Linked DNA regions of Homo sapiens: region 2 is linked to region 1. A link is an interaction called in ENCODE POLR2A ChIA-PET data of the cell type or tissue named here. Cell type or tissue: GM12878. All regions are shown on one strand. Links, peaks and the distances in the headings refer to the core of each region. The heading gives the core; the rest is flanking DNA.

Region 1 (5,381 bases), core at 216-5,215:
TCTTTGCAGGGAGGTGAAGGCATGCTTGTGTCACATTTTGTCTAGACGTCTGTACAGCTTTTCAGCTGGCTTCCCTCACTCAAATGTGTCTCTCCACTCCACCATTCTTACCCATTGCTTCCAGTTTAATCTTTTTTTTTTTTGACTGAGTCTTGCTCTGTCGCCCACTGGAATGCAGTGGTGCAATCTTGGCTCACTGCAACCTCTGCCTCCCAGGTTCATGTGATTCTCCTGCTTCAGCCTCCCAAGTAGCTGAGATTACAGGCACCCACCACCATGCCCGGCTAATTTTTTTTTTCAGTAGAGATGGGGCTTCACCACGTTGGCCAGGCTGATCTCAAACTCCTGACCTCAGGTGATCTGCCCACTTCGCCTCCCAAAGTGCTGGGATCACAGGCGTGAGCCACCGTGCCCAGCCCCAATTTAATCTTCTGGAAGAATACTTTTCCCTTATCTACAACGTAACATTTTAGGAGTGTCCATAATGTCTTTGAAATTAAGCCCACATTTCTTAGCCCGGTATTCAAAATCCTTCATAACCTGCCCTGGCCTATCTCTTCAGTATTAATTCTTCGCTATCCTTCATGCTGTCTTTGCCACAAAAATGTTCCCAAGCAGACCAGAGAACAAAATAAAAATCATCAACTGCTCACTGTTCCTGCAACACCGCCTCCTCTTTTCTTGGTTTCCTCTGTTAAATCCATAAGCCCAAAGCTCACTCACTCCTTAACACCCAGCTCCAGTGCTACCCTGCTGAAGGAAGTCTCACCGCATCCCTCCCTCTGGAAGTGCTCCCCCTCCTCTGGGCTGTTCCCTTATCTGCATCTTAGGAATATTGAAAGGAATCACTAGCACTGACTAGGCCCTTACTACATGGCAAGCACTGTGCTGAGAATGTTGCATGTCTCTGCCGCTGACTTCTCACAGCAATCTGGCGGGGCCGGCATGCCATCACTATTTCCATGTTACAAGTGCAGGCATTGCATCTCATTGTGGTTGTGAAACACCCACACTCACATAATTCGTCAGGAGTGGTGTCATGTCTAGGTCCCAGGTCTGTCTAACCCTTACACATGCCACAAGCCCATCACTCTCAGGGCATTTACCAATTGAAAACTGCCTTGTAGCTCTCTGGAGACACGGCTGATCATTCCAATGAGGCTCTATGCATCTTTAGAGAGAGGATATGCCTCTAGGTCGCCTTCTTATTCCTAGTGCTGAGTTCAGTACTTAGCATGGAATTAATGCTCAGTCGTTAAGCATTGAATGAATGACTGTATGCAGAACCTTTTTAGAGCTCTGGATTTGGGAAACACAGTTAATAAGGCATCAGCCTTCACTGTATTTCATCAGGCTTTTACTTTGTGGAATTGGGTTTGAGAAAAAAAAAATCACTCAGTTGTGGCCCAAGTCTAGAGTCCACAATTATGCAATATGTTATGAAGGGTTTGATGGAAACCTTCAAGTGTCCGTAGGGAGAATGGTCAGTACATTCAACCATGAATTCAAGGACTAGTATGTGATCGGCCTGCTGATGTAAATTCCTCCTCCTCCTCCCTCCTCCTTCCTCTTCCTCCACTTCCTCCTTCTTTCTTTTTTTTGTTTTTTAATTTAAAAACAAATAAAACGTGCACATGAGCAGTCTAATCCTTTTCTTTGCTGCACAGCTTGGCACTGGGATTGGTGACTCCAATGGGCAGCTGGGCCACTGTTTCCAGGATGGCTTTGCAGTTCTTGGGGGCAACATTGAGGGCAGTCTCAGCACACTGAGATGTGTTGCACCTCAGCAGGACCTCCGGCTTCTTGACGGGGTGGACCAGGAGCTTCTGGAAGCCGCTGGGCAGCATGTACTCTGCTGCTCCCATAACCTGTGCCAGGCATCAAAATTAGGCCCTTGATTCTTCTACCAACCCTGTTGTCAAGAGGAGTTGTTGATGCCTCTGCATTTCTGCCAGTTATGCTAATTTTGGGATATTGGCCTGACTGGTACTGGATGAACTTCTTGTCCTCTTTATGAGGATCTTGGTCATCATGAGGGGTCCTAGTGCAGCCACAGTGCTGAGTAGGAGAGGAAGACAAGGGGAGGCTGTGTGAAGGGCTGAGGGGACGTGGGCTCTGTCAACTTCTTCTTTTGGGAGCATCGAGTGCTCTCTGAAATGCACTCGCCTCTCCCTAAGAGCGGAAGTGGGCTGGGTGTGGGGGCTCACACCTGTAATCCCAGCACTTTGGGAAGCTAAGGCAGGAGGATTGCTTGGGACCAGGAATTTGAGACCAGCCTAGGCAACATAGTGAGACCAGATTCTCTAGAAAAAAATTAAAAATTAGCTGGGTGTGTTGGTGCGTGCCAGTAGTCCCGGCTACTCAGCAGGCTGAGGTGGCAGGATCCTTGAGCCTGGAAGGTTGAGGCTGCAGTGAGCTACCGATTGTGCCACTGCACTCCAGCCTAGGCACAGAGCGAGACCGTGTCTCTACAATTAAAACAAACAAAAAAGAGCAGACCAGCTTCTGGGAACTGAAGGGGGTACCTTTGTCTTCTGAGTGCATGAGCAAGAGAGCGTGAGGAAGAAAATACAGTATCTTGTTTATTTTAGTTTCTAAACAACTTCACCCTCATCCATAAAGACCCACAGTTTCCCCCAGAAACTTCTGTCAGAGCTTGAGAAAATAAAAACAAAGACCAAAAACAAAGCAGGGACTTCCTGGGTAATGAAGCCAGAGGATTATTTCATAACAAGCATACTTTTTTCATGTGACATCTGGAGGGTTAAGTTAGAACAGAGAAGCCAGCCACCTGCCAAGAAGGTCTGAAGAACCCAGAAGCGACATTAGCAAGGGGTTCGTTTCACGGAATCCAAAGGTCTGTTTCGTCAATCATGGCCAGATGGGGTATTAACAGTATCTCGAATTGACGAAATTCATTTTTTTTCTGAGAAGTTCGAAACTTTTTGTTTGAGTAACCTCATTCTTCCCCTCCCCAACATGCGATGAAAGATTCTGTTCCTTGTCTGTTAGATGAAGAGACTGAACTCTGTTGAGATTAGGCTAATTTCATCCCTGGTGGGTGTGGGATGAATTTCTAGTTCTCTCACTTGTCTTTTTCTTTCTCTTTCTCTTTCTTTTTAAAAATTTTACTTTAAAACTGACAAATAATAACTGTACATATTCATGCGTACATAGTGATGTTTCGATACATATGACGTGCAGTGATCAGATCAGCATAATTCGCACATCCATCATCTCAAACATCCATCATTTCTTTGTGTTGGGAATATTCAATATCCTCCTTCTAGCTATTTTGGGTTTTGTTTTTGTTTTTGTTTTTGTTTTGAGATGGAGTCTCGTTCTGTCACCCAGGCTGGAGTGCAACAGTGCAATCTCAGCTCACTGCAACTTCTGCCTCCCGGGTTCAAGCAATTCTCCCGTCTCAGCCTCCCAAGTAGCTGGGATTACAGGTGCCCGCCACCACACCCGGCTAATTTTTTGTATTTTTAGTAGACTCAGGGTTTTACCATGTTGGCCAGGCTGGTCTCAAACCCCTGACCTCAGGTGATCTACCCTCGTCGGCCTCCCAAAGTGCTGGGATTACAAGTGTGAGCCACCGCCCCACCTCCTTCTAGCTATTTGAAACTATGTAATACATTATTAACTGTAGTCATCTTATAGTAGTACAGAACACTAGAACTTATTCTTCCTGTCTAGCTGTAATTTTGTATCCTTTAATAAATCTGTCCCTATCACTCCCTTCCCATCTCCCTTCCCACCCTCAAGTATCCTCCTTCTACTTTCTACTTCTGTGAGACTGACACTTTTTAGCTTCCACATGTGACTGAGAACATGCAGTGTTTAACTTTCTGTTCCTGGCTTATTTCATTTTTTATAATTCCTCCAGTTCCATCCATATTGCTGAGAATTACAGGATTTCATTCTTTTTTATGGCTGAACAGTATTCCATTGTGTATATATACCAAATTTTCTTTATCCATTTATCTGTTGTTGGATACCTAATAACTGTCTTTTTCTGAAAAAGCCAGCTCTCTCCTTTATGACCCATATTTCCCCATGTTAGTAACTTATTTGCCTTTTTTTTTTTTTTTTTTTTGAGACAGCAGGATCTTGCTCTGTTGCCCAGGCTGGAGTGCAGTGGCATGATCTCAATGCAGCCTCTAACTCCCGGGCTCAGGTGATCCTCCCAGTCAGCCTCCCGAGTAGCTGGGATTACAGGCTCGTGCCACCTTGCCTGGCTAATTTTTGTATTTTTTGTAGAGACAGGGTTTCATCATGCTGCCCAGGCCACTCTCAAACTCCTGGGATCAAGGGATTGAACCATCTCAGCCTCCCAAAGTGTTGGGATTACAGGCGTGAGCAACTGTGCCTAGCTTGTCTGCCTTTTTAAGACAAATAATGGAATTCTTCATTTTCTGCCGAGCTCATTTTTGGTGCTCTGTTGCCACTACTATTTATTGAGTACCTACTATGTGCCAGGTACATAAGTACTTGTATCATATTGAGAATAAGACAGACCAAATCCATGCTATTATAATGCTGCTCAAGTTCTGAGGAGGTGAACAGACAAGAAGCAAATAATCAGATGAAAATATGGTGTAATGCTCTGGATGGTGAGTCTCACAGAGAAGAACAATGCAGGTAAGTCAATCATGCCAGGGATGGGGTGGAGAGGATGCTCATTCAGGTGACGAAGTTGAGGAAAGCCATTGGATGGAGCCGGGATACAGTGATGGAACAAACCATGTCTCTGTTTGGGGGAAGAGCGTCGCTGAGGAGGAAAGACTCGATGTCCCAGGAACAGCAAGCAGGCTGGCGTGACTGCATGAGCCAGGGGCCCAGGTCAGAGATGCAGGTGGAAAAAGTAGGTAGGGGCTGCGTCAGTGAAGGACTTGTAGGCCAGGTGAGGAGTTTGGGATTGTATTCTGAGTTGATGGGAAACTATGGGAAGGTTGGGAGCAGAGGAGAAGTGATGGGGTCATTGCATTTGTCAGCCGAAGAGGCGGTGGTGAGGTCTGAGGCCATAGCAGTGGAGACGGTAAGCAGTGACCACTTAGGGAATCTACTTTAAAAGTGGAACCCACAGAACTTGATTGATTGGATGCAGCAGGGTTGAGTGGGAGGAAAAGAGAAGAATCAACGTGACTCAGATTTCTGGCTTGCGTACTCAGTGAAAGATGTTGCCAGTTACTAAGATAAGTTACTAAGATAGGGAGCTGGTTAGGATTATGAGGAGCTGAGAGCTCTGCTCCGGCCGTGGCAATCGGCACCTGCATGGAGATGCTGTAGAGGTGCTGGACCAACAGCTCATCTGAGAGGCTGTGCTCCAAAGTGGAGCAGAGGGTATGGGGCAGCAGCGGGAGGCAGTTGTGGGGACT
Region 2 (5,381 bases), core at 259-5,258, 170 kb before region 1:
AAAGAAATGTTGAGTGAGATTCTGGCATTTGATACCATAGTTTAGTGGTGGAGTATTCTTTATTTTCTTTTTGAGATGGAGTTTCACTCTTGTTGCCCAGGCTGGAGTGCAATGGTGCGACCTCGGCTCACTGCAACCTCTGCCTCCCACGTTCAAGCGATACTCCTGCCTCAGCCTCCGGGGCATATGCCACCATGCCCAGCTAATTTTTTCTATTTTTAATAGAGACGGGGTTTCACTATGTTGGCCAGGCTGGTCTTGAACTCCTGACCTCAGGTGATCCACCCGCCTCGGCCTCCCAAAGTGCTGGGATTACAGGTGTGAGACACTGCGCCCGACCTACTGGAGTGTTTTTTAGGATCTGTGAAAATATGATACTGGTAGAACCTGATTTTATTCTCTTTTGACCATCTCCTATAAAGGCTAACTTTAATTCTTTTTTTTCTTTTTCTTTTTTTTTTTTTTTTGAGATGGAGTTGTACTCTCGTCCAGGCTGGAGTGCAATGGCACAATCTTGGGTCACTACAACCTCCGCCTCCCGGGTTCAAGTGATTCTTGGGCCTCAGCCTCCTGAGTAGCTGGGGTTACAGGTGCCCACCACCACACCTGGCTGATTTTTATATTTTTAGTAGAGATGGGGTTTCACCATGTTGCCAGGCTGGTCTTGAGCTCTAGACCTCAAGTGATCCACCCATCTTGGCCTCTCAAAGTGCTGGGATTACAGGCGTGAGCCACTGCACCTGACCTAATTCTTATTTTTTAAGAAGTGTATCTTTACATTTTAGTGTTTCATGCCATAAGGAGGTAGCTAGATCTTACATGCAGTAACAGATGCAGAAGCATGGAGAGTCTTGGTTACACATGGATAAGAATTACCTGAAAGAAGATGAGTAATACAAAACCAAGTATTTCAGTACCGTTGAAACAAAATTCTAGGCGCAATTGTTGCTGTAGTGTTTTGCTAAGGGAAGATATGAAGTTTTCTCCTCTAAAGGTCCTGAAAAGGAATTGGCTTCTCTTCCATTTGGGGGCTGGGGGAGTCGCTCCTGTCCTTTCAAGTCAGTTCTCAATACCAAGGGGCTCGGGGGGCTGAGACATGTGTGCCCTTTGGTCCTTCTTTCAAGGAAACTGCAGCCTGTTTTATTATCATGATGTTTTGCTTCTAGTTATGTGCTTTTCATGTTATGTGCTTTTTACTACAATTAAAAAAAATTTAACCATTTAACAAAAAAGAAAGTTATAAAAGTTTTTTGTTATTTAAAAAAATATATAGCCGATTCTTAAATACTTTTGATTATAATAGAAATATAAATGGCCTGGAGAAAGTTAAGGAACAGATGCCAAACCTCAGTATATCCACTAGTGACAACTTCTTTTTTTGCTGTGTCGCCCAGATTGGAGTGCAGTGGTGCGATCTCAGCTCACTGCAACCTCCACCTCTTGGGTTCAAGCGATTGTCTTGCCTCGGTCTCCTAAGTAGCTGGGATTGCAGGTCTGCACCACCACGCCCAGCTAATTTTTGTATTTTTAGTAGACTTACTAAAAATGTCTTGCCCCCTCCTCCACCTCCCAAAGTTCTGGGATTACAGACGTGAGCCAGCGCGCCCAGCCACAACGTTTTCTTAAATGAGCATTTCATGACCAAGTCTTCTAGAAAGTATAAGTAGAAAAAAAAACTTAAGATCTTAAAATGTCACTTAGGATTCTTCAATTCTAAGGAAGAAAAATGCGAAGAAATTGAAAGGACAAAGTTGGGGGGCAAGGGGAGGGGGGAACGGTTGGCTGGGGTGTTGACAAAATCGTGTCACTATGCAGAAACTTGAGTATAATGTGCTGGCTAGCTTGTAGAATCGGTGATAACTAATGAATATCCCCTTTCTTCTACCTGCTGGTATGAAACAGTGAGACGGTTTAAGCGGAAGCATCTTACTGCCATTGACTGCCAGCATTTGGCTCGGAGTCACTTGGCTGTGACCCAGCCCTTCGGTCAAAGATGGACAAACAGAGATCCGAACCATGGTCTCTATCCTAAACCGAGAACAAAAAGAGGGAGTAGGGGTATGTCTCCTCTAAAACTCTTGCATTTCAAAACCTGTAGTGTGTGGGTCCTTTGACTATCTCCTAGTTTAAAAGTATTTGTAAATGTTGCTGCTGTGAGTTTGTAGTCTTCATGCAATAGCTTGACACTTTTTTTATTGTGAGTTTTCCATGAAGTTTTTTTTTTTTTTTTGAGACGGAGTTTCAATCTTGTTGCCCTGGCTGGAGTGCAATGGCGCAATCTCGGCTCACTGCAACCTCTGCCTTTTGGGTTCAAGTGATTCTCCTGCCTCCGCCTCCTGAGTAGCTGGGATTGCAGGTGCGTGCCACCACCCCCAGCTAATTTTGTTTTTTAGTAGAGACGGGGTTTCTCCATGTTGGTCAGGCTGGTCTCGAACTCCTGACGTCAGGTGATCCACCCGCCTCGGCCTCCCAAACTGCTGGGATTACAGGTGTGAGCCACCGCGCCCCGCCGAGTTTTCCATGAAAATTCTATCCTATTATCATAGTTTGTAAAAGCTGTGGACAAGTGTGATGGAATGAATCCTATTAGCTTGTGTAATTATAAAGTGATAGAAGACATGAGCCAGTGTCACTCTTATTCCAATCCAGAAACACTGAGATTAGTTGACTCTTCATTCATCTTCTCTGTCCAATCTGTCACTAGGTCCATGTGTCATTGTTTTTCCTCCAAAATATTCCTTCATCCTGAGCTCTTTGTCACCTAGGACCTGGACTACTACAGTAACCTTGCTCCTTGACTTCAGATTTTATCTCTGCTAAATCAACTGGAATGTCCCCACTATGTACCAAATGAATTCCCACTTTAGTTAATAAATCTAGATTGCCTTATTTCCCTTTGATACAACTAATTTCAGAATTCAACTCAAATATTATCTGGTTGTCTTTTTTTTTTTTGAGGCAGGGTCTTGCTCTGTCATCCAGGAGTGCAGTGGCACCATTTCAGCTCACTGCAGCTCTGCCTCCCAGCTCAGCCTCCCAAGTAGCTGGGACTTACAGGCGCGCGCCACCATGCCTAGCTAATTTTTGTATTTTTTTGTAGAGACAGGGTTTTGCTACGTTGCCCAGGCTGGTCTCAAACTCCTGGGCTCAAGAGACCCACCTGCTTCCGCCTCTCAAACTGCCAGGATTACAGGTGCGAGCCACCTCTCCCAGCCTGGTTGTCTTTAACTATTGTATGTTTCCTGCTGTGGGAACTACTATAACCAACTGTATGAGGCAGTTTGAAACTTACTTATATCCTGTCTGATACTGAGTTTGTTCCATATATAGAAGTCTGTTTCTTCTCTATTTTGAGTTTTTTACTGACAAGGACTTGTGAGGTGGCCCTGACCACGTGGTGACATCTCAGTGACTGTGGGTGTGACTGGATTCAACAGTTGGAAGATACCAGGATTTGGCTGGGAGCAGTAGCTCATGCCTTATTTGTAATCCCAGCAGTTTGGGAGGTTGAAGTGGGAGAATTGCTTGAGCCCAGAAGTGCCAGCCCAGCCTGGGCAACATAATGAGACCCCGTCTCTATTTTAAAATAATAATAATATTTTTTAAAAAAGAAAATGCTAGGATTTAACCCTGATCATATGGATTTAACCTGTAGTAATAGTGAAGTCAAAACTCTGGGTTTCTATCAGATTGCCCAAGAAACAGTTAACCGTTATAATTTTTTTTTTAAATTTTACTAATATAGAAAAATATCTGTTTCAGTTTCATAAATTTTGTTAAAGGCTAAACCGAGTTTCAGTCCATTCTCTTCCAAAGTGAATATTTTGGATACAGCCATTTAGAAAGGAACTATGTATTATTGATAAAGTGTTTACTTCTTTGGCATTTAAAAATAATTTTTAGGAGTTTGAAAATGTTCCCTATGTTCCTGAAAAGTCTGTGAGGTTTTTCACTTTACATTTGTCTCAGAATCATTGGTGCTTAGTAAATGTTCACTGAACAAACATGTAGAAGAGATTAGGTACCACTCTAACACTATAAAGAGAATTCTGAGTCCCGACTTTTTATTTTAAAAATAAATTAATGTGTCACCTTCACAGGAAGAAATACAAATAAAAGCTGGGCGCAGGGGCTCACGCCTGTAATGCCAGCACTTTGCGGGAGGCCGAGGTGAGTGGATTACTTGAGGTCAGGAGTTCTAGGCCAGCCTGGCCAACACGGCGAAACCCCATCTCTACTAAAATACAAAAATGAGCTAGGCATGGTGGCATACGCCTGTAGTCCCAGCTACTTGGGAGGCTGAGGCAGGAGAATCACTTGAACCTGGGAGGTGGTGGTTGCAGTGAGCCAAGATCACACCACTGCACTCCAGCCTGGGCGACAGAGTGGGATTCCATCTAAAAAATAAATAAATACATAAATAAAAAAGAAATAAAAATAAAAGTTTTAGCACTGTCAAATGAGAAGAGTGAGATTTTCCGAATCCTGATGACCCCAAGCATGTGAATTTCTGCTTAAGCACATGTAGACTTGCTGTTGTAGAGTTAGTGGGAGCGGGGCACTTTGTGAGTGGCGGTGTGGTTGTGAGCAGTCACCTCCTTTTTGTCTGTCCATTCAGATGTTCCCTGTGCAGCGTGTTTCTCTGTACTTGTTTTTACTGCAGGGAGTATTGCTGGCCATCACATCATGTGAAGACTGGTCTCTGTCTCTTTGCAAATGTGTGTCTGGTAATATGATAGAGCCAAATATAAATATTGTTTGGATTAGTTATTTATATAATCAGTTGGCCCATAAATGTGTTTTTATCTCTTTCCACTATTAACATAGATAATTGAAAATTAGTGTGTCTTATATGGATTAACAGCAGGTCAACAGTCATCGTTCATTTCTTGTCCATCCTGTTTGGGTTCTCTCTACAGGTCAGGGAAGTCAAAGATGCATCCCTGAGTTCTTCCTAGCAGGCAAGCAGCCGTGCACCAATGACATGGCCAAAAGCAATTCTGTTGGCCAGGACAGCTGTCAGGACTCTGAGGGTGACATGATCTTTCCTGCAGAGAGCAGCTGTGCACTGCCTCAGGAAGGCAGTGCAGGGCCGGGCTCACCAGGGTCTGCCCCGCCCTCCAGGAAGCGGTCTTGGTCCTCTGAGGAAGAGAGTAACCAGGCTACCGGGACCAGCCGGTGGGATGGAGTTTCTAAGAAAGCTCCACGGCACCATTTGTCTGTGCCATGCACAAGGCCTAGGGAGGCCAGGCAAGAAGCAGAGGACAGTACGTCTCGGCTCTCTGCGGAGTCTGGTGAAACCGACCAAGATGCTGGGGACGTGGGTCCTGATCCCATTCCTGACTCATACTATGGGCTTCTTGGGACCTTGCCCTGCCAGG

The links. Peaks named below come from ENCODE experiments on the same cell type or tissue, not always from the same donor. Only the 100,000 strongest peaks of a DNase experiment are listed, where the experiment ranks them.
Region 2: POLR2A ChIA-PET joins it to region 1 with 5 read pairs; 8 of 35 experiments call an interaction of 5 or more read pairs at or near these places.

The regions. Positions count from the first base shown.
Region 1 is chr10:6,069,868-6,075,248 of GRCh38, forward strand. It overlaps the pseudogene RPL32P23. Among named protein-coding and RNA genes, the nearest start is that of IL2RA, 10 kb to the left of the region's middle. RefSeq lists an enhancer at 2,526-2,575. In GM12878, for the core only: no CTCF peak of the experiment used is centred there; a DNase peak (open chromatin) is centred at 2,882; H3K4me3 peaks cover 1,149 bases; H3K27ac peaks cover 1,556 bases.
Region 2 is chr10:5,901,118-5,906,498 of GRCh38, forward strand. It overlaps FBH1 (F-box DNA helicase 1), which reads left to right. Exons shown (of 21, transcript NM_178150.3): 2 at 1,903-2,058; 3 at 4,920-5,381. Among named protein-coding and RNA genes, the nearest start is that of FBH1, 14 kb to the left of the region's middle. In GM12878, for the core only: no CTCF peak of the experiment used is centred there; a DNase peak (open chromatin) is centred at 3,284; H3K4me3 peaks cover 417 bases; H3K27ac peaks cover 2,523 bases.